3 separate regions of the Mus musculus genome follow, and all the other regions are linked to region 3. Evidence: chromatin loops called from intact Hi-C (ENCODE). Cell type or tissue: left cerebral cortex. All regions are shown on one strand.

Region 1 (8,000 bases), 320 kb before region 3:
ATGGCCAGTATGTCAGAAGGCTCACTCATGGTGGGTCTTTAATTTTCAGGAATGTCCAGCCCCAGAGTCCCTTAATGAAAACCCGGCAATGCAGAACCCAGAGCTTTCTTTATGTGTGAATAGAGGTAGGGGGAGAGCAAGGCTGCCTTCTGCTCAGCCTATTGTCATTTCAAATTCGGCCTCTTCAGCTCCACTTTGACTTTTGGAGCCCACATTAGAAATCTGAGCTCTTTTCCTCCACAAACCCTAACCAAGTCTTCTCCGAAGGCTGCAGAAAGCCAAGGCTTCAGTTAAAAACGAAGTATGAACTTGGACTCAGCAGGCAATCACAGCACAGAAACTTCCACTCTGTTGTCAAGTTTTCATTCTCAGAAGGAAGAAAACTCCCAGTCCCTAAAAGAACAGACATCTCCCCTTTGGGTACATAGGATATGCTAAGTGCTTTATAAGACCTGGCCTGTTTAGTCATGACAATTGTGATGGTTTGTATATCCTTGGACCAGGGAGTGGCACCATCTCAAGGTGTGGCCTTGTTGGAATAGGTGTGACCTGGTTGGAATGGGTGTGTCACTGTGGGTGTGGGTATAAGATCCTCACCCTAGTTGCCTGGAAGTCAGTCTTCCACTAGCAGCCTTTGGATGAAGACATAGAACTCTCAGCTCCTCCTGCGCCATGCCTGCCTGGATACTGCCATGCTCCCACCTTGATGAAAATGGACTGAACCTCTGAACTTGAAAGCCAGCCCTAATTAAATGTTGTTTTTTATAAGACTTGCCTTGGTCATGGTGTCTGTTCACAGCAGTAAAACCCTAACTAAGACAACAATCAGAAAGGTATTACATCTGAGCGATACAAGAGGCAAGTTAGTGTTGGTTTCCTAGTTTTGGCTCACAATAGGAACTCTTTCTTTCAGTTCCTGAGGCCACAGATCTGAAATAGAAGTGTCCAGGCAGCCACGCCCCCCCCCCCCCCCCAGGATCTAAGGGAGGATGCTTCCTTGGGTCTTCCAGTTTCTGGTGACACCAGGCATTCCCTGGCTTGTGTCTCCAGTAACTGTCATCTTCACATGACATTTCCCTTCTCTGTCTTCTGTCTGCCCATTACCGCCAGATTTAAGGTCTAATCCCACGTGCAAAGATTCTTTTGCCAAATAAATCACATGTACAGATGTTGAAAGTCAGAATATCTCGGGGGGGGGGGGCACCATTCACTTCACTAATGAGGCAACACCATTCTAGAACAGGTTCCTGCGTTTCCTTTTTATATCGGCAGAGACAGAGCTTAGGAAAACAGCTTCTTCCTCAGGTTTCTGGGTTTCTTTGTTTGATGATTTAAACACAATGGAAATAGACTGAGGTGTTCCATTGTAAGCTTGTTGGAAAGAGAACAGCGGAAGTGCCTCACAGAACAGCGGAAGTGCCTCGCAGAACAGCGGAAGTGCCTAACAAAATGGAATTTTTAAAACCATACATGGAAAAAGGTAACATTCTACAGTGTGTTAAATTTAATGTACCCTCATAGCCCGACGGGTAAGCTGGAACTGGGATCGAAGTCCGAAGTGGTTCTGACTGGAGATGGAGGCCTAATAGGATTCTCCAGTGGTGCCTCAGCCCATGGCGCAGGGACAGCTCATAATGCACAAGGACAGCTCCTAACGCTGGAACCTCGAGGGGCCAAGCCGTGTTTGAATAGACACTGAAAAACCGGCTAAGGACTTAGATAAAGCTGGCCAAGTGACTCACTCAGGCCATGGCAAAAAAAGACCAACTGGAAAGAAATCTAAATCCTAACCCTACACTCTCTGCAAGCAGAGTTCAGGCATCATGCGGTTCCTAATAGGAACTACAATAAAAGTAAGAAACCTACAGGATCCCCAAGAGGCTAAAGTAAAGTCGCTGTTGGGGTACCACTCAGCAGGCATGCAAGGGTCCTCAAGAATGAATCTGAGCAGACTAGGGAGGTGCTTACATTGGTAACGTGCCTACCGCTCAAGCAAGTTCCAATCTCTGGCATTCATGTAAAGCAGTGGTGGCCATCTGTAACGCCAGCACTGGGAAGTGAGAAAGGAAGGTCCTGGAGCTCACTGGTGGTCAGTCCAGCCAACTGGTGAGCTCCAGGCTCTGAGGAAGATCCCGTCTGAAAAAATAAGATGGAGAAGCAACCAAAGAAGACATCTGGCATTGACCTCTGGCCTCTACCAAACACTTGCATATTAGTAACAAGAACTATTATGCACACAGGAACACTTGAATACATACACGCACACACTTACATAAGCATACACCCAGCCTACACACAAAATTTTTAAAGAAAAAATAAACACAAAACAGGCTGGGAGGGTGGAATCAGTGGCAGAGCAGTTGCCTACCACAAATGAGGCAGTGGCTGCAGTCCTCTGGGCCACACAGAGTGTGAAAGTTTTCATTTTATTATGCATCAATAATCATAGTAAATGCAATCACCCCAGAGTTGACCGCTGAAACATTCTCATTCTGGATTTTTTTTTTTAAGTAGCTCTTTACATAAGTGACAGGAAAGGCAAGTGAGAAAACACTGAATTTGAAAAAGACACACAAGGCAGACACTAGGAAAGCAACGACAGGGCAAGGAGGGAACAGAGGCAAAGACACCGAATACACACAGAGGTCCTAGCTTCACAGTCATGTAAACAGGCTAGCACTGATGAACTGCACACTGCAAATGGCCAGGATGGAGAACTTCATCTTGTGTGGTTTGCCACAAAAGGGTGAAACAAAATAAAATAATGGACCAACAAGAAAGCATATGTAAAGCTTTGAAAGTATCAGTAAGAACAAGTTTGAGAGAAATAATTTAGTCTGAGATGTAACCTGGAGGACATATGAACCTAACCACAAAACCTCCAAACACACAGTCAAACAGACAAGAACACTACAATAAATGGCACACCCAAGTTAATGGATTTTACAATTATTTCAGAAATAGATAAGAGAAGAAAAAAAATGAGAACCAACTTCACACAGAGGATGACTGGTCAATACATGTAAAAAGTCCTTACCTCACTAGCCACCAAAAAAAATGCTAATTAAAAACCAAGTGAAGAATCTCTATATGTCTACCAGAATGGCCAAAAGGATGATGGCAGACAGTCTATAGGGATGTAGAACATTATGCACACGTTCATCATACGCATGGCAGCATCCGACAGTATGGGTGAATTTTACAGGCATCAAGCCAAGGGCAGAGTGAAAAGTTCATTGTAGACTCACTCCAGTTACATAATGCTCGAGAACAGGTCCAACTGCTCTGTTTACCTTGAGTGATGGGATGGGGCACGGATGATAAAACTGTTCTTTGATCTGGGTGTTGGTCACCTGACTGTGTAACTTTAGTAATCTGTATCTAGATATACATAGGGGGTTATGCCATTTCTGTATGTGTTATATTTCAGTACAAAACCTTTTCTGAGATGACTCAATGGTCATTAGAGAGTTAATAAAATAAAGAGAGCTATTTTTAAAAGTGAAATACATCTTTTAAAATATAGCGATTTGGGGCTGGTGAGATGGCTTAAGCAGTTAAGAGCACTCTTAACTACTCTTCCAGAGGTCCTAAGTTCAATTCCCAGCAACCACACGGTTGCTTACAACCACCTGTAATGGGATCCAATGTTCTCTTTTAGTGTGTCTGAAGAAAGCTACATTGTACTCACATACATATAATAAATGAATCTTTGAAAAAAAAGGTAGTGATTCTTTACGATACATGAATCTACATAGTCACATACAACATATGACAGCCAACAGAATGTGGTACCCCGGCATTTCACATCATTTAGGGGTTGTGGGGGATAAAATGAAAGTGCTGATGTGAAACAGGTGGTCATGAGCCCTCTCTTTCTCTCTCTCTCTCTCTCTCTCTCTCCCTCTCCCTCTCTCTCTCTCTCTCTCTCTCTCTCAATTTGCTTATTTATTTTATGAGAGTACACTGTCTCTGTCTTCAGACACACCAGAAGAGGGCATTGGATCCCATTACAGGTGGTTGGGGGCCACCACGTGGTTGCTGGGACTTGAACTCAGGACCTCTACAAGAGCAGTCAGTGTCTTAAGTGCTGAGCCATCTCTCCAGCACCATGATCTATCTCTTAAAGCTAGGTGATAGATGAGGCGATATTGCCTTCACTATCTTCTAAACATCTGAATAGAGTTCAAACTGGCACAGTAAAAATAGGCGTGCATATGTACACATGTGTAAATAGGATTAAGTACAACACATATTTGTCAGATTTTTGCAGCTAAAATTATGCAACTTTATGCAAGGACCTTTGAAAAGTACCTGGATAGTGGAATAAAGCAGGCTTCACAGAGAAGTAACTCACACTTTTAGATGGGATGGTTTAATTAAAAGATCTCAATTTTTCTTAACGTGAAAACTCAGTGCAATTCTAACCAAAATCCAAATATACTTCTTTTTTAAGGAGTGGGAAAATGAATCCTAAATTCACACAGGAGAGTAAAGAGCCAAGAATAGCCAACACCACTCTGAGAACACGGAATGGCAATGTGCTTTTCTTGTCACCAACTGCCACAGACATGTTACGAAACCAAGGTAATTAAAACAGTGTGACAGTGGGACAAAGACACGTGGACCAATTGCACAAAACTGGAAGCCCAGACACAGATCTGGGCCTTTGTGAGAACCTCATCCTCCCTAGGAAGTGGCTGGCTTCATGGCCCAGTTCATAAAGAGTTTCACAGTGGTGGTAGCACAGATGGTTATCTAACCAGGAGACAATAAAACTGGACCTCTACTCTGTAGCATGGACAAAAGTCGATTTTTAGTGGAAGTAATTCATAATGAAACGGCATATGTTTAAGTGTATGAACGTTCGGGCTGACGACACAAGAATACATAATGAAGTACAGTAGTCAGATGCTCGCCTAAACTTAGCATCACCATGAGTGCGAACGAAAGCTCCGCATGCAGACCATGCAGGTGTGTTGTGCTGGCAACTCAAATACCACGAGCTGTGCTGCCTTCAGTTAGATGAGTTTTCTAGACTGAGGAACAAGTTCCAAGCCACAGATCAGTATAATTTTCCCTTGAATTACATTCCTGGAAATCACACTTCACTGAACTGTGCCAAAAATTACATTATGTTAACACAAAAAATGGAGTTAGGTTCTAGGCCCAGATAATTATTAAATGAATATCCTAGAGGGCACTAGAAAAAAAAGTTATACAAGATGCAGGGTGAGTCTTCATTTGAGGACTGTCCCAACATTTCACAACATTCAACATTCTCAGCTCTCTGGCATATTCCAACCACAATAATAACTAAATATGGCCTCACAGATCCTCAAATGTCCCTTGGCGGCACACACCTCCATTGAAAGTTCAAAAAAACAGTTCTAGAAATTCTCATACAAGGAGACACACGAGGACATTGTAATCTCAATAGCAAAGATGACGTAAAAGCTACACACCTATTAAATATATTTATTATATTCTCGTCACGAACACTTCGAATGAACAGACGTGACCTATATACACGGACACATGACTATAACTCAAAAGCAGTGCTGAGTGACAAAAGAAGGTTGCAAGCCAGGAGCAGTGGCCTGCATCTGTACTACCAGGGGGGCTGTGTCTGTGATAGAGGACTGAGGCAGAAGCGTCTCTAGATCCAGGCTAGTGAGGCCCTATCTTAAACACAGACACAAATACACACACACACACACAAATATAGAAGCAAATCAACAGCTGCTCTTTCTTTTTCCTCTTCCAGGGTCAGGGTTTAGAGACACTCGTCATGGCCAAGTGTTTGATATGCTGTCATAGGTTTTCCTACAGTACAGCCTCTAGAAAACTAGGTTGTCTCAAGCCCCTGGCAGCAGGATGGTTCACCCTTTTACCAAGAAGGTTGGGAAAACCTAAATCCACAGGCAGGGTGCATCCAGGCAGACTTCAAGGGGCTCCTGCTGTAAGACATAAAGGCCTCATGAGATTGCCTAAGACAAAGCAGCAGGGCAGCAGGGCAGCAGGGCAGCAGGGCAGCAGGGCAGCAGGGCAGCAGGGCAGCAGGGCAGCAGGGCAGCAGGACCTGGGGTGGTTCCACAGGTGCTAAGTGTGTCCGTGACGGGGTCAAGTGGCTTTCCTTATTGAGGAGCAGAAAATCATTGTGGACCCGTTGAAGGCATGGAGTCAGAAGGCAAAATAAACACGGAACTTTTTAAAGTAATAAACTAAAAGAAAAACATAGCTTGAGGGTTAAAAAAAAAAGTAAATAAAAGTAATCTGTAAACTGAAATCTGAAATATATGATTTACATTTTGATCTTAAAAATTGAAGTTATCGGGGGCTGACGAGATGGCTCAGCGGTTAAGAGCACTGACTGCTCTTCTGAAGGTCCTGAGTTCAAATCCCAGCAACCACATGGTGGCTCACAACCATCCGTAATGAGGTCTGACACCCTCTTCTGGTGCATCTGAAGACAGCTACAGTGTACTAATGAATAATAATAAATAAACCTTTAAAAAAAATTGAAGTTATCTTCAATTATATATATATGTACACATATACACATAAATATAATGGCTGGGGAAATGGTTTAGTCAATAAGGTGCTTGCCCTGGAAGTGGGAGGAGTTAGATGACTAAACCCATGTAAGAAATGCTTTTAACTCCAGTGCTGGAGACACAGAAGACAGGAGGATCCTTGGAGCTGGCTGGCCAGCCAGTCTAGCCTAGTTAAACTCTAGAGCAATGAGACCCTGTGTCAAATGAAGTAGACAAGAGTTCTTGAGGATGACACCTGAGGTTGTCCTCCAGCTTCTGCAGGCACACACATGTAAGTGTGCCAACCCCGAACACACATAATATACAACAACAACAGAACAACGAGTATAAATTGTACACAGCAACTCTGGTAAGTGTCTCGGGGAGGAGGAAGAAACCAGAATGGGACCAGCAAAGAGAATATAAGGAATTTAACAATTTGTGATGCTTCATTTCTTTAAGATAAAAACCATAAGCAGAATGAGAATATTTATTAATCTGGTTGGCAGACTCTACTACATTCCCCAAACTAGAGATTTCAATAGCCTCTAGTTCTTAAACACTTTGTGAAACTTACTTTTAAAATTGTTTTCAATGTTTATTTTTATTGTGTGTGCATTGGTCTTTTGCCTGCATATATGTCTGTGTGAGGGTGCCAGATCCCCTGAGACTGGAGTTACAGAGAGTTGTAAGCTGCCATGTGGGTGCTGAGAATTGTATCTCGGTCCTCGGATAGTGTTCTTAACTTCTGGGCCATATCCCCAGGCTGAGACATATGAGACTTCTTCATTTTTATATCTAATAGCTAGGTTTAGTGGTTTCAGGCCTATACCACTCCCTGAGTGGCTGACGCAGAATTTCAAGTTCAAGGCCCAGCTGGGCAATTTGGTAAGACTGTTTAAAAATAAAGTTACCAAAAATAAATAAACAGACAAACGTGAGGGAGGGTCAGAGTTACCCAGTGGCAGAGCTCTTGTTTAGAACCAATCTCCCCCACATCAGAGTGTACCTTACAGGATTTGGGAGCAGAGAGCAGAGAGCAGAGGCAGGTGATGAGTTAGGAGACTACCACAGTTCTCCAGATAAGAACACTTGTCCTAGCTATGGAAATGGAAAGGGGTCAAAAGACATATCAGAAACAACTAGCCTGACTGGCTGAGCTGATGGGCTTCCTTGAAAGAAATGTCTACTTAGGATTAGTTGTGCTGTTTTGGATATCATACAACAACCTGGAAGACATGAACAAACTCTTATCACCTAGAAATCAGGATAAATGACAGCGGGGGCTGGGAACATCAGAAGCATTGATCTTCCATCCCCACGGATGCTGACAGGCTCAGGTGACATCAAGTTACACCTACGGGATGACTCTTAAGTGATAGAACACACAGCTCCAAGCCCTTCATAACCAAACCATTCTTTTGGGGTTCTTTTAGATTTTTTTTTAATTGGTGTGTGTGTGTG
Region 2 (8,000 bases), 440 kb before region 3:
GGGCAAGGATGGTATAGGCTCCACTGGCACCGGCTGAATACTCATTTGAGGCATTAGTAGGAAGTCGGAGGCGGCACGCAGGTCCACCCTTGTGGGTCTTCCTGGGTCGCCTCTCTGACTGCTTCCTGGGTCCTGACAAACCGGTTCCCATATCTTTGAGGGCCCTGGGACCGAGGGCCCGATGACCCGTTTTTTGGCACATCAGTTGATTGACTATCAGGTGGGGGAAGGACTCTGCCCTTTATATCCCTCACAGAGCGACACTGGTCAGCTCTATGATAACCCTTGCCACACTTAGAGCAAAGAGTGAGAGTCCCTCCCTGTTTATCTGGAGCTCTGCAATCTTTCTTAAAATGCCCAGGCTTTCCGCAATTAAAACATGTCCTCTGATCATTTCTGCTCATGGAGCGGTTCTGAGATTGGAGGATGGCGGCCGCTAAGCCTGCATTGGTGAGAGGTCCCCCAAGCTCTCGACAGACCCTGAGCCAGTCTTGTAAGCCTTTGTTCTTTCTTGGGGCTATGGCCGCTCGGCACTCCTTTGTGGCTTGCTCATAGATTAGCTGTTCTATCAGAGGCGCAGCTTGCTCTGACTCTCCAAAAATACGCTCTGCTGCCTCTGTCATTCTGGCCACAAAATCTGAGAAGGATTCCTGAGGTCCCTGGATTATCTTTGTTAACTGCCCGGTGGTTTCACCTGCTCGAGAGAGCGCCTTCCAGGCCCTAATAGCCGTGGAAGAAACTTGGGCATAAGCTCCCCAATGGTAGTTTGTCTGATCAGCAGAATAAGCTCCCTGACCCGTTAACAAGTCAAAAGTCCAATCTCTCTGCTCTGGAGTCAAAGCAGCTGCGTTTGCTCGGGCCTGCGCTTGTGCAGCTTCGTGCCAAAGCGCTCTCCATTCCATATATTTGCCCATACTAGGGAGAGCGGCTTTTACAACCGTTTGCCAGTCAGCAGGAGTTAGTGCCATGCCAGCGAGCCTGTCTAACTGCACCAAGGTAAAATTAGCATTGGTTCCGTATTTACGAACCGACTCGGCAATTTCTTTAATTTGTAAGTATTCTACCGGAGCGTGGACACGCCCACCCTCGGCTCCTTCAAAGACCGGAAATGCCTGTTGTATTTTCCTTTGTTCCTCTCTGGGAATGAATGAGTCTGCGCACTGCCTCTCTGCGCACTGCCTCTCTGCGCAGGGCTGACGCACTACGCAGGGCGGGGACTCCGCATAGGGCGGACCTTGAAGCCGACTGCCCTGAGGCCAATCAGCAAACTGGCCTTCGCCAGCCGCTTTTGGCTTTTTTCTTGACCAATTAGCTGGCTGGTAATGGGCTGCTTCTTCCTCCCAGTCTGTTTCCTCAGAGGAGAATTCTTCATCTGCTTCAGAACTACTAAGAGCTGGCTCCCCGAGCCCATCCAGCGATGAGCACAGGCTCCTTTTCCTAGAGACCTCCGCTAATTGATCTTTCTTCTTTTCCCTTTTTCCTCTTTTTCTTCTAATCTCTCTCCAGGTATTCCTACCTAACCTTAACTTTTCCTCGGGTTCAAGACCCTTGGAAAGGCCTGTATACTTATTTTGTGTACCATATTTCCTCTTTGCTCCTACTCTCTCTCCCCGCTTTACTTCTGATAGCTTGTCCTGAATTTCATCTAGAATCCGCCCTATCTTAACCACTTGATAACATGTGAAAAGGAACAAAAGGGCTTCTAACACTAGAAAAAATTCAAGGCCAAACATATTCCACTTTACTTCTGATAGACTGTCTTGAATTTCCTTAGAAAGTTCAAGGTCAGACTTACCTCGTAAAGCTGTACTCACTGGTACTCTCGTTCCCCAGCTGAAAAGTTCTGAATTCATACAGTTGAATCCTTCTTAACAGTCTGCTTTACGGGAACCTTTATTACCGCGACCCGCAGTTCTGGTTCTGGAATGAGGGATCTTCCTTGCGCCAGTCCCGAGTTTTTTCTCGTCCCGGAATTCGGCACCAATTGTTATTAGACGCGTTCTCACGACCGGCCAGGAAGAACACCACAGACCAGAATCTTCTGCGGCAAAGCTTTATTGCTTACATCTTCAGGAGCCAGAGTGCAGGAAGCAAGAGAGCAAGAAGCAAGAGAGCAAGAAGCAAGAGAGAGAGAAAACGAAACCCCGTCCCTCTTAAGGAGCATTCTCTTTCGCCTCGGTCGTGTCACTCCCTGATTGGCTGCAGCCCATCGGCCGAGTTGACGTCACGGGGAAGGCAGAGCACAAGTAGTCATAAGATACCCTTGGCACATGCGCAGATTATTTGTTTACCACTTAGAACACAGCTGTCAGCGCCATCTTGTAACGGCGAATGTGGGCGCGGCTCCCAACAGCTTTGATCTGGTATTTTCTCACTATGCTCCCTTTCTACCCTTCTGGAATTGCAGTGTATATCCTGTGTCATTATATGTTGGAAATATGTAATCTGCTTTTCATTTTGATTTTATAGGGGGTTATAGTTAAGAGATTGCATGAATGTCAGAAGAGATTTTGAACTTTGGACTTTTAAACAGTGGTGAGCCGGTTAAAGACCATAGGACTTTTGAAGTTGGATTTAATGCATGCCTGAATTTTGATATGGCTACAAGCCTATAGTGGCCAGGGAGTGGAATGTGATGGTTTAAAAGGAAATAGCCCCCTTAGGGAATGGCACTCTTAGGACGTGTGGCCTTGCTGGAGGAAGTGGTCACTGTGAGAAGGCTTTGACGTCTCAGATGCTCAAGCCATACCTAGTATGGCAGTCATTTCTTAATGTCTGCTAATCTAGATGTAGAACTCTCAGCTACCTCTCCAACACCATGTCTGCCTGCCTGCTTCCTACCGTAATAATAATGGACTAAATTTTTGAACTGAACGCCAGCCCCAATGAAATGTTTTCCTTTATAATAGTTGATGTGGTCATGGTGTCTCTTCACAGCAGTAAAACCCTAAGACTGGGTCCTTGACATGGCTGTGTCCATTCAGCAATATTCATTCAGAATTTCCTCATTCCCCACAATGCTTGGTCATTATTGAATTGTCATCTATGTATAAGTAGAGAGAGTATTAAGAGAGACATGCTATCATCTTCAAATCTTGTTTTTTAAATTTCTTTTACCCCAAACTTTTTTCATTGTTTTGGGGGCATTGTGTGATTTGTAGTAATCATTTTTATAATTATTTTAATTGTCTTTTTAAAGTTTATAAATAGGAGCCAGACATGGTGATATATACTTATAATTTTAACCTTCAGGAATCAGGTTAGAAATATATAAAGTTTGAGGCCATACTGGGCCATGTAGACTCTAATAAAAAAGAAAGAAAAGAAAAAAATGAAGAATTTATTAAACTAGGCACTGGATACATTATAAGCAATATAAGAGTGAAGGATAGGTTCCGTCTTTGCCATCATGATTTTCACTATAAATTTCATTGTAATAGGACTTCTTCTGGCTTTAACACATCAGGCAGCATATAAGGGAAGACATTATATGTGTTAAGCATTGTAGGGGATATTAATAACATGTGAAATAGGACCCTCTATGGGTTTATTTTTCCAGAGAGATATACTATAGTCTGTTATACTCCAAAGGTTGTGCCATGGGAACTCTAAAATTTTAAATTATAAGGGAAGAGTACAGGGAGAATTCCTGCAAGAGACAGAATTGAACTGTTTATTTTCAATTGGTATGCTGAACTGAATTGATAAATTTGACGTTTTGAGATAAGAACAGTAAAAAGTGTAGAATCTGTAATATGCTTGGTTTTGTCTACAATAAGTGATGAAGCCTCCAGTTAGTATTTTATGAAGGAAAAGAACAGAAATGAGGTGAGGTAGGAAATCAGGTTATAAAGAATCTTAGTTTATGAAGTGAAAGTTTATGAAATGAAAGTTTAAAAATTTGTATACCTTCTCCCCTGCTTTTATTTCCTGGAAAGAGCTGACTTACAAAGGATGTTGGGTGACTTATTATTAATTTGGTCCTATGAACTTTTGCCCACACAGCCAGTAGTTGTTTTTATTCTTACTATTGCTATTGCACTTTTAATCCACTAGATGTCGTTGTGAAACCAGCCAATGAAACTGTTAATGCATTAACTCCTTTGCTTTATCTAGGACTGATTAAATAATGGCAAACACAATTAGTTTCTGAATGTTAGTGAACGTTTCCGTTTTTGTTTCTTTAAGCTGTAGAAAAATAGAATACTGGGGTTGGGGTTTTAAAGTTTTTGTTTCCTAACTTTTTATTTTATTATTTAATATGATTGGGTATTTTGCCTGTATGTACATGTCTATGCATTATGTGTGTACAGTGCGTGCAGAGGCCAGAAGAAGGCATTGGAACCCCTGGAATGGGGTTACAGAGGGTTGTGAGCTATTGTGGGTGCTCAGACTTGAACTAGTGCCCTCTGGAAGAGCAGTCAGTGCTCCTAACTGCTGAGTTGTCTCTCCAGCCTCTGGCATTGATTAGATTTAGTTTAGTTTTGTTTTGTTTAGTTTAGTTCAGTTCAGTTTGCTTTTTTTAAGACAGGGCTTCTCTTTGTAACAGCCCTGGCTGTCAAAGACATCTGCCTGCCTCTGCCTAGGGAATGCCACCAGGCCTGGCCAGCATTGGGTTTTAAAGCTTATCTGATGCTTAAATATTAAAGGACAAAATGTTTTGGCATCTGGACTATACGTGATAATATAAGCATCAGCTGTTGTCTTAATTATCTTGCTGTTGCCTTGATAAAATACCTTGACAAAAGCAACTTAGAGAAAAGGCTTATTTATTTTGGCTTAGAGGTCAGGGCAGTAGTCCATGAGGCAGCAGGCAAGGAAGGCATGGTGGCAGGAGGGGGAGGCTGGCTGTTTTCATTATGCCTGCACTCAGAAAGCAAAGTCTCTAGGAAATGCAGCTATGCTAAAACCTCAAGGTCACCTCGGTGACCTCCTTCCTCCAACAAAGCTCCTTCTTCTAAAGGCTTCATAAGCTTCTTCCTCAAGCTAGGGATCAAACATCCAAACATGAGCGTGTGTGAGACATTGGCATTCAAACCACAGGGTGCCGAGGGTTATTGGAAAAGCAGGGTTGTCTAGGAGTTAATGCTAAATCTGGGTAATATGCTTACATTTTATTAACTTAATTACACTTCCCTTAAATGGAAGGAAGGGAGGAAGGGAGGGAGGAAGGAAGTTAGTTCATAGGTTAAGGCTGCTCATCCAGAGGACTCAGGTTCAATTCCCAGCATTCACATGGCAGCTCACACCTGTCTGTAATTCCAGTTCCAGAAAATCTGATGCCCTCTTCTGACCTCTGCAGGCACTGAACACACATGGCTAACAGCCATACGTGCAGGTACAATGCCCATGCACATAAAACTAAAATGAATAAATCTTTAAAAAAAATAACAACAAAAAACAAAAATCAAAACAAAAAAACAAAAGCAAAACCACACTCAAGTGTATGAAATAAATAATTGTAATATTTTTTAAAAAGATGAAATAAAAAACATTTTTAGGGGCCAGTGGCTCAGTGTAGGAAGGCACTCACTGCCAAGCCGAGTGAGCTGAGTTCAAGCTCAAGGACCCACATAGTGAAAGGAGAAAATCAATTTCTGCAGATGGGCTTCTGGCCTTCATATTTCGACTGTGATTTGGTAGGGACACTTGTTTCAACAGGTAAAGGTGCTTGGCACCGGCCCAGTGACCTGCGTTTGTTTTCTGGGACCCATATGTTGGAAGGAGAGAACCAACTCCCACAAGTTGTCCTCAGTCCTTCAAGCATTGGCTCACATGCACACACTAAAAAAACCAACAATAATAACTTAACTGTAGTAAACTCTTAAAAAATGTGTTTTGACTAGTTTTTCTTTTTGTCTTACTATCCAACCTCCTTCTAATGCTTGATATCCCCTACCTATTGAATGGCCACATGTAATTAGGAACGGAAACTAGTAACCACAGCTCCTTTTGTTAGTACAGATATTTATCCTTACAGATTTGGATGCTGTGGTTTCATTCTTGGTTGTTTAACTGAATTTTCATTCTTACCATATAACACATTCATCTTTAGACCGTGCAGTTTAGCGTTGTTTCTTTTCAGACTATCATGGTTTGTTTTAGTTTCCTGTTTCTCATTGAAGATTTTGCTATCTTGGTTTTTAAAAATAACTTTTTAGGTAGTATATAATTAATATACTACATTAATTTCATTATGAGATTTTTATGTATATTGTTATGTTTTGCTCTTTATTGCTCTCTTCTACTGTATCCTTCTTCCTTTTGCTAGCCTGCCTCTCTTTTTCTCTCTCCCTACTTTTGCTCTCTCTAAAACCTAGATTCTTTAGAAGTGAAAATGTGGTATTTTGTTTCTTTTCTTATTATCCCCTTGTTCTTCTCTCCTTCTTAGACCTCCTCTTCTTTCTTAATCCCCTTTCCTTTCATATTGTGTGTATGTATGTGGTGCTCACATGCACATGTGTGTGCACAGATTTTGTGTGTAAATAGATTTTGTATATAAGAGAAAATGTGATAATGCATTTGTTTGAGTCTTGTTTCATTTGGCATGGTGATCTCTAGTTCCACCCATGTGCAAATGGCATTTCATTCCTTTTTATGGATTCCTTTTTATACAATTCCAATGTGTATATCTATCATGTATTTTCTTCATTCATTGATAAATCTTAGGCAGGCCTGCTATCCTGGCTACTGTAAATAGTGAGTAGTAATAAAACGGCTGTGTCACTCTCTGTGACATACTGACTTGGTTTCCTTTGGGTGTATTCATGGAAATGCTATCGCTAGATCACTGTTAGTTCTATTTTTAGTTTTTGAGATACTTCCAGCTGATATTTCCATAGTGGCTGCAGTTTATGTTCTACCAAAAATATAATGGCCCTTCCCTCTTACATCTTTGCCAGCATTCTGAGTGGGTTTAGATGGAATCTCAGAGCAGTTTTTCTTTTTTTAATGTGCATTTTCATGATACCTAAGACTTTTGAGCATTTGAAAAGATACTTCCTGCCATTTGTATTTTTTGTTTTGAGAACTGTCTGAAGTTCATTTGTCCTTTTATTTATTTACACAAGATCCCCTCTTGTAGGGTGTAACTTTTTCAGTTCTTTATAGATTCCAGGTAACAATCCTCTGCCAGGTGAGTAGCCAGCTGATGGCTTCTTGTGCTATATAGAAGGTTTTTTAGTATCATGCAGTCCCATTTGTCAATTAAGTCTTAGAAGTATCTTCTGTGCTATTGGACTGCTTTTAAAAGGTTCTTTAAAACCTTGAAGTGTTTCCTGTGGTTTCTTCCAACAGTTGAATTTCAGGTCTCATATAAAGATCTTATATTTGATCCATTTTATTTATTTATTTATTTAGATGCAGGAATGTCATGGATTTAGTTTCATTCTTTTACATCCTATGTTGTCTCTATTCCCTCAGTATGCCACCAGATTTCTATTCTTTTTTTTTTTTTAAGATTTATTTATTATTATACATAAGTTCACTGTAGCTGACTTCAGACGCACAAGAAGAGGGTGTCAGATATCATTATGGGTGGTTGTGAGCCACCATGTGGTTGCTGGGATTTGAACTCAGGACCTCCAGAAGAGCAATCAGTGCCCTTACCCGTTGAGCCATCTCACCAGCCCCAGATTTCTATTCTTTATCTTTCCTGGAACTAATTGCTTTTGTAGTTAAGATTTTTTTATTTTCTTGGTTATGTATGTCTATGTGTGGGTTCAAGGAGGCTAGAAAAGGACATCAGATCCTCTGGAGCCAGAGTTAAAGGCAGTTGTGAGCCAGCCACCTGATGTGAGTGCTCAGAACTAAACTCAGGTCCTATGAAAGAGAAAACAGCACTCTTAGTCATTTAGCCATCTCTCTAGCCCTTTAGATACTTAAATGATGTGAAATAATTTTTAAATTATCTGTAAGGTCCTGTCTCATTTTTCTATATCTGTGCTAAGATACCATGATCAAGGCAACTTAGAGAAGTCATTTGTTGGAGCTTATAGTTC
Region 3 (8,000 bases):
TGTTTCTACTCATCCACAGGCTCCACCCTGTGCCTCCTGAGGTGGTACGCTGGGACAGAGAGGTGGTGGGACCTGTTAGTAGGGGTGCTCATAAGAGATCTAAAAATCCCATCTATAGCATAACAATCTATGAATATTGAGCCATACTCATTCAAGAAGGTGGAAATATGTCAATCTGTGTTTAAGATACTCAATCCTTCAGTGCCAGAAGCAGAGACTCCTTAGAGACAAGAAGCATCATTCTTCCATAGTAGGCTAGGAGACTTCCCTCTCTGGGGTCCTTACAGGGGAAGAGATGCTCATCTGACTAAGTCATGGTATAAGGCTCCTGCCTTAAAGGCTTCTATCTCCTCTACTGGAGTAGTTTGGGTATTCTTCAAAGCCCAGTTGAGGCCCCAGTTCCCTAGGCATCCTCCCCAACAAAACAAACCCACTCTTCTCCTATGACCCAAAGAGCCTTAGTACACACTACCTACAGTGGAGGTGCTCGCACCTCCACCTTTCAGCTGTGAACTCCTAACTTTCAGATGTCTCTGACTTCTAGCACTCAGGAAGCAGCAGACATCCAGCCTGTGTAAACTGTTGACCCAACTCTGCTCAAGAACCAACCTCATCCATATGTCCTTCTTGTTGTGTCTGTTGACTTGTATACTCATACACCATAATTGGACCATTCCTGTGACTGGTCTGGGCACTATTGAGATAACTTCTTATGAGCCAGAGTTCCTGCCTAAGGGTAGTCCATAGTTTCCTTCTGGCTATGGATGTCCCTGTATTATGAGCACAATGCACTTATTCAGAGGCCTTGATGACCACCTTGGCCTAAGGAAGCTGAAAAGGCCTCCCTGAGGATTTGCTCTGTGACAGTTTCAGTGGCACTCAGAAATGTCTTCAGTGGGAAGATGAGGGAAGAGATATCAGTAGTAGATCAGTAATGGAGGACATGTGTGGTCAACTTGCATACCTGTAAGTTCTATGTCATGCAGTCTGAACTAAGTATGGATTGAAAACACTTGAAAAAAATTGCACTAAGCATATACAGATTCTTTTTCTTAACATTGTTTCCCTAAGTAATATGGTATAATGATTATTTCCACATGGTTATCTGAAATATTGTCAGTAATCCAGAGATGATATTTGGCACCAAGGAGAATATGGCCATCATATACGCTTTTCCTCTGAGTTTTCATAGTGCTCAGTTCCCAGGTCTGTGTAGGATGTGTAGGCTGTATGGAAATAGGGTGCTATGTTATGGAATGAGAATGGGTCATCCATAGATATTGCTGTCTATGAGGGGTTGTGAACCAATCCTCCATAGATAACAGGGAAAGATTCTGGCAGCCATAGATAGGAAGGCTTAGCTCCTTCCTGTGACCCTTGTGAAGTAGGATGGGAATATCACCAGGATCCCTGCCTGTTCACCCTTACACGGCCTGACATTTCCCCTTGTGGCCTTCTTCCAATTAGCATGAAATTGGCTCTGGTAACTCTGGTGTTCATTCCTTCTTGTTAGACTCTTAATATTGCATGAATCACAGCATCAGATGCCCTGGTGTGGTGGTCAGGGTCAGAGGTGTGAATTAAAACAACACATGATCCTGATTGCTTTAGTCAAGGGACATGGAGGCCAGCTGAAGAGGCTGCTTTCCTTTGTCACTGCTAACGCCAGCACTTCAAAGGCTGCAATACTCCAACTGCTCCCTCTGTGAGCTTTAAACATCTTGCCCAAGTCACCCCATCCTCACCGTACAAACTCTTTGCAAGTATTTAATCATCACATAACTTAATAACGTCTTGTTAAATGCCATGCCTGAGGTCTCACAATAGAGCTAGTTTGGGAGCCCCAATCTCTGGGACTTTAAAGAGTCCAAGCATTTCTTGTCTACTAGCAACAGGAGCAGAAAGAAAGATCCTGGTCTGAGAATGCTGGATGGCTTGGCGCTCTATGCCCAAGACCTCCAGGTCTCCTTCTCTGTTTCTAGGATTAATCCATAGTCTCTTTAGACTCTCCCAATGCCTACTGCCTGTGAGGCACTTGTGCCAGAGCCTCAGAAAGCCCCAGAATTACATTAACTCAGTGTTGTCTGGCTCCACACTCAGTGGCCTCCAGACCCTCCTCCTTAGGTTCTCCCTTTCTTTTGTTTCTGATTCCAGGTAGGTTTTTTGTTTGTTTTATTTTTGTGATTTTTTTTTTTTGTGGTGGGGCGGGGGGAGGATATTGTTTTGAGAGTCTCTTGTAGGCCAGGCTGATCACTCTGCTTTCACCTCTGAAGTGTTGTGATTATAAGCATGAGCCACCACACCCAATCAGACTTTTCCTTTCTTTAATGTCACTCAGTTCAGCCATCTTCCTGTGGCTCTGGCCACTTCATATTCCCTTTCCATACATTTCTACGGTGCTCAGCGCCGAAACTTCAGCATCTCCAATTTTGCCTTTGTTTTCCTCTATCAGTGGTCATTTATGTGTAAAGATGGTGCAGACACATTCTTAAATGTGCACTGTGTCCTCATGAAGTGCGGTTCAAGAGAGGGAATAAATGTGTAATCAAGGCCAGACCAGAGTATGCAAGACCGTAGGAGATATCTGTACCACTCAGCCCTCCGCAAGGGAACGCAGAGCCATAGTCTGAAGAACCGAGGTGGTAGGACCATCTGAGTGACTGTCCTATAACTCACTCTATAGACCAGTGCTGGAGTTAAAAGTGTGTGTCACTACTGCCTGGCCCACCTCACAATGTTAATATGTTTGATTAAATGAAGTTAAATGTATGGAAGCGTTGCAAAGGATTAAAAGGTCCTATGGCAGTAGTGTACCACTGTATATATCTGGTCTCTCCAAATTCTTAGGAAAAATCTGGATACATAGTAGATATAAATAACAAGTAATTTAGATTGTATTAATTCATGCCCCTTCCCCATGTACTGCCTTTTGGGGGCTTTCAAGACCATTGTTGATCCTAGCTCTGAGAATGCCTGCCTTTCTGGGGAATCAAGTGAGAGTCAGGGGAAAGTGCCTTGCGATCAATACTGAACTGACTGTAAAAACCGCCCTGGTCCCCATTGTGTGGCACTGTGCTGGGGGAGTCGAAGGCACGTGGGAGCTTCTTGTGTACACTCCAGATGCATTGTCCTCAAGAGCAAACATTGCCCTTTTCCGGTTCCGGCTCCCCATTCCTGAGCTGTGTCCATGTGCTGGGTATGAACACCAGGACAATCTAGCCTCCATATGCCCACAATTCCTCATTAGCCATTCTCTCCTTTCAGCACCCCTATCCCACTGAAGATGAGAAGAGGCAGATTGCCGCGCAGACAAACCTCACCCTTCTGCAAGTAAACAACTGGTGAGTTGGCATCACCTGCCCACAGGCTCTCAGATCCAGGAGCACATGCTTGGCTAGGGAACTCTGAGCAGGGAGAGGAGAGAGAGTGCCCAGACCTGCCTCAGCCTCAGCTCCACTGCCAGGCCAGATACAAGGAGCTGGAGTCAGCCTGGCCTGGCCTTCAACTGCAGCTTCACAGCACCCTCTGCTGGGAAATTGGGTCAAGTACATCCATGGAAACCTAATGAGTTTAGGGGGAAAAACAAAACAAAACAATACCACTGCTAGAGAATCTGGGTTCACCAGCCTAGCAGAGACAGACCAGAGGGTCTTACATCAGATACCAAAGGCACATCCAATCCAGCAGTGGTTATCTGGTCTACCCAACTCCATGTATGCTGAAACCAAAACATTTTACAAAGTAAGCTAGGAATGAGGAGGGAGAGATGCCTTCCTGAACTGGCAGGGATGTAGGGTGTCCTTGTCTGCTTCTGGTCAGGATGGACGGAAGGTACTAGACCCTAAAGCTAGGCCCCTGTTATAAGTCCAAAAGTTGGTGACTGTGTCCACAGCCCTTCCCTTCTCTGTTCAGTTCTGGTGGATCTTGAGTAAGGATTTCTGACAGCTCCTCATGCATTCTTCCCAGAGTCTTTGATCACCAAACCTTGGGTAATTCACAAACTCCTCGGGCATAGGATTTCTTACCTGTAGACTAGTACCCCTGCCTACAGACATTTGCGGGGAGCAGCTTAAATGTCACATTTGCTCACCCCAACACTATCCATGCGGCCCAGATGGTGTCTAACCAGGTCTTCCCCATCACCCCTGGGCAGGTTCATCAATGCCAGGAGGCGCATCCTGCAGCCCATGCTTGATGCCAGCAACCCAGATCCTGCTCCCAAAGCCAAGAAAATCAAGTCTCAGCACCGGCCCACCCAAAGATTCTGGCCCAATTCCATTGCTGCTGGGGTTCTGCAACAGCAGGGTGGCACCCCAGGGACGAACCCTGATGGTAAGACCAGGCCTAAGGATGCCCTCGGTTGGGGTTGGTGGGGCTCCCGAAAAGCAAAGATTCAAGGGTGAATGTCTCCTTCCCCAGGGTCCTGTCATTACTTTCCACAGTGCTTGTACCAGGTTGTTTTGTTGTGTTTTGTTCTGTTTTGTTTTTAGAGAGAGAGAGCTTACTAAGAAGGGATGTTCTGTGCACATTTTTGGTTTGTTTTTGTTATTGCTATTATCTGTGATTTGTTTTGTTTGAGGCAGGATCTCATGTGGTCTGGCCTCATATGGCCAAGGCTATTCTTGTATTCTGATCCTTATGCTTCTGCTCTCTTAGTGCTAGGTTTCCAAGTATGAGCCACAACGCTCATCTCTCATGTAAGTTTTAACAAACTTAAAGCAAGCTCACAATGGAATGGGAGAGGGTGGTCCTTGGAGTCAGTGGTTGCTCAGCAAGAGCCCTTTTCTCCTTGCTCCTCATACTCCCAAGTTTCTGAGCACAGACACTATCTACTTAGCTCTCCAAGGGCAAGGCCATCTATAAATACCAAGGCAGGCAGCTGGCTTGTGAACAGAGGCCAAGGGAAGCTTTGTTCTTCCAGATTCTCTATCACACCCTCCATACTTGCTCTCCAACGTGCTGGTTTCATGGTAAACAATGGATAATTTAATCAGCGAGACATTTCTGAGGTTGGCCCCTGAAGATCGCTGTGTGGGCACTAGGGTGGAGACACCCGTGCACATGCATATCTGCATGCCTATGGCTGTACACAGGTTCCTCTGTGACGTGTTGCCATCTGTTGAGGTAGATTAGGAATAAATAGAGGTGGTGCTGGACAAGTCTGCAGAAAATCCCAGTGCTAGCAGTGGTGACACAGTATCTGGAACCCAAGACTTAGCAGAAGATGAAGATGAAGACAAGACTCAGTTTCCTCCACTTCAGAATTCCTTTCAGAGTTCCTGCTTTACAAAGTAGTTGGAAATTTTAACTAATTAATTAATTAAAAAGTGCTTTCTATACTTATATAGAGAATGCTGAATATGTAGTAGCCTGGAGTGTTGCTGCCTGGAATGGTGCAGAAGTTAAGCAATGGAGGGATAGAAAGCTTCATGCCGGTGGATTGTCTCACTCAGGGTTTGGTGCTCTTACACCTTTTTTGGTGACAAGGGCCCCACCATCCCACAAGCCAGCCCATCCACCCTGTCCATCACTAAGGTTGCTGGGCCCAAGCCACAGTCCTTGCCTCATCCTAACCTTTGTCCTCTCCCATGCAGGTTCCATCAACTTGGACAACCTGCAGTCCCTGTCCTCAGACAATGCCACCATGGCCATGCAGCAGGCAATGATGGCTGCACATGATGATTCATTGGATGGCACGGAAGAAGAGGATGAAGATGATATGGAGGAGGAGGAAGAGGAGGAGGAGGAGCTAGAGGAGGAGGCTGATGAGCTACAGACAACGAATGTCAGCGACCTGGGCTTGGAACACAGTGACTCCCTGGAGTAGTCAGGCAGCCCAGATTGCGCTGGTCACCGAGCAGGAAAGGAGTGTCATCAGGAGGGTTCAGGGTGGGGGGAGGAGATATGGGCAGGCAGCACTAAGAAAGTTGGGCCCTAGCTTCCCCGAATCATAGCTTGAAGAAATGCAGAGGAGACACCCTGCTCCTTTCCAACCACCAAGCTTCAGTGAAAACCTAGTCCCAGACCCTCAGACTACAGAGCACTCCATTGCTGGGGCCAGCCAAACAGCCTGAGAAGAAAGACAGCGTGAGATCTGGACTCACCGAATACCAGAGATGACACCCATGGCTCCGCATGGAAAAAGACTTGATTTGTTTACAAGCCACTGCCCTGTGAGGTGGACAGGCGCTGCTTGCAGAGCGAACCTTTGCTAAGGGGCAGACTTGGGAGGGAAGGATGAGAAAGAAGGGGTCTAACATTTTCCCCCAGGAGAATCTGAGCTCCCTTGAAAGACACTCACGGACAGAAAGGAGCCCAAATGCATAACCAGTGGCCAGAGGAGTGGGAGGGCCTGAGACAACACCACACCCTTCATATCAGAGTGGAACGTGGACTGCACAGGGCTCCAACTTACCCTACCAGGACCCTGTCTCTTGGCACAGCAGCCATGGACTATAAGGAGAGGGGGAAGGAAACCAAAGAGACTCCTTCTTCCTCTCTTGGAAATACATTGTAGGTGGGTCCAACCTGAAGAGGTTAAGAGCAACTCTACATCTGGGTCAGCTCGAGGACCAAGCAGGTAGCAGAACCTGGATCAGGAGCCATATTAAGATGACTTTGGGGATCCCAGCAGTCCCTACGTGATCACATAGCTCCTGTCACAATAGGACCATAGTGTCTTATTAGATGTTCCTACCCTCAGATGGAGTTCTTCAGAGACCCCAGCCCCCTCCATAAACCTTTAGGGGTTCTTTCCACTCCACAGGTCTTCGTGGTATCCCTCTGCTCCCAAGCTGGCACTACCAGCTTCTGGCCTCCTCCTTCATTCTATTCTCCAGAGAAGGCAGAAGAAACATTGGAAAGAAGCATTGTCCCAATGGGAAGCCAGGGTCTGAAGAAGGTGCTACTGCTCTTACCTTCAGGACTCAACATGGCAGGGGATATAGCGCCCAGCTGATCCACACACACCATGCTTGGCATCTGCTCCTCCTGTCCCCTCCCACCCTGTGGCTGTGAAAGACAGGACTGACCACACGTGTGTTTTCCGTTGGGTTTAATGTGATGGGTGTGCAGTTCCTTCATTTGTAAGTGTGCATTGGCCATCTCCTTCAGTGCTAGGATGTGAATGGCTATCTGGCTCAACCAGAGGGCACTCTTGCGACCTTCTGAGCCTTCTCCTCCTCTACCTGGTTGGGTGGAGCAAAAGGATAGTCACTTTTCTGAGGTCTCCCGGAAATGAATGTATTTCTCCCCCAAAAGAGCTGATATTTAATGTTTTACTAGGGATTTTTGAGAAACAAATAACCTTATTTATAATCTGGGCGATCCAATCATTTTTTTACTCCCTTTTGATGCCATACCTAGAGGAAAGGCAAGCTTTTTGGCGTGAGACTTTTGCAACCCACAATGGGATAAAACATTTCCTCTTCTGGTTCATTTTTCTTGTTAAAGTACATACATCCACACATAAATTCCTCCACTCAGCACCGTGACAAGCTCCCTTCTTCAGCACGGACATGTGTGCATACGTGCACATGGATACACATGTCTACATCTCCCTCCTAGCCCCTTCCACCTGCCTAATGTTACGCAACCTCCTTCTGATGTATCCACCAAACCAGTACTGAATGTGGCCACGAGTTTTCAGTAAACCTTATCACCTACCGAAATACTGATGCACAGTTCTCTCTTCTTGTGACTGCCTTAGAGGTCCCTTAGGGCTTCAGTGGGACCCTGGGCCAGACAGAAACTGGAGGCCCAGCATACATCCCAATGAAAGGACCACCCTCAGAAAGCGACGAAGTAGAGGGCTTTTGGAGTGACTTGTTAGCCTGTCTGGAGGGACGAATGGTGCACTTTGACACGTCTGCCTGTGTGTTGTCTATCTCTAAGAGCATAGAGAGGACAGAAAGCTCTGTACTGCCCTCTCCTGACAGCTCCCTGTACTGCAGGTGAGAGCTCACTCAGCCTTCCTCCCATTTAGACCTTTGTATGTTGCC

Evidence for each region. Peaks named below come from ENCODE experiments on the same cell type or tissue, not always from the same donor. Only the 100,000 strongest peaks of a DNase experiment are listed, where the experiment ranks them.
Region 1: a loop joins it to region 3, with 2.6 times the contacts of the local background. A loop is called at or near these places in 6 of 42 quality-filtered maps.
Region 2: it touches region 3 in a loop (4-fold over the local background); 10 of 42 quality-filtered maps call a loop at or near these places.

Annotation. Positions count from the first base shown.
Region 1 is chr9:37,210,146-37,218,145 of GRCm38, reverse strand. All of the region lies in intron 1 of Tmem218 (transmembrane protein 218), which reads right to left. Among named protein-coding and RNA genes, the nearest start is that of Tmem218, 5.9 kb to the right of the region's middle. In left cerebral cortex, no CTCF peak of the experiment used is centred here; DNase peaks (open chromatin) are centred at 4,600 and 4,912; H3K27ac peaks cover 2,112 bases.
Region 2 is chr9:37,325,721-37,333,720 of GRCm38, reverse strand. All of the region lies in intron 4 of Ccdc15 (coiled-coil domain containing 15), which reads left to right. Among named protein-coding and RNA genes, the nearest start is that of Gm34885, 18 kb to the right of the region's middle. In left cerebral cortex, CTCF peaks have their summits at 4,054 (motif pointing right) and 5,310 (motif pointing left); a DNase peak (open chromatin) is centred at 4,059.
Region 3 is chr9:36,890,652-36,898,651 of GRCm38, reverse strand. Pknox2 (Pbx/knotted 1 homeobox 2) reads left to right here. Exons shown (of 13, transcript NM_001029838.2): 11 at 3,265-3,341; 12 at 4,154-4,332; 13 at 5,595-7,673. The coding sequence ends at 5,827. Among named protein-coding and RNA genes, the nearest start is that of Fez1, 62 kb to the right of the region's middle. In left cerebral cortex, CTCF peaks have their summits at 3,525 (motif pointing left) and 7,938 (motif pointing left); DNase peaks (open chromatin) are centred at 3,472 and 7,921; H3K27ac peaks cover 3,767 bases.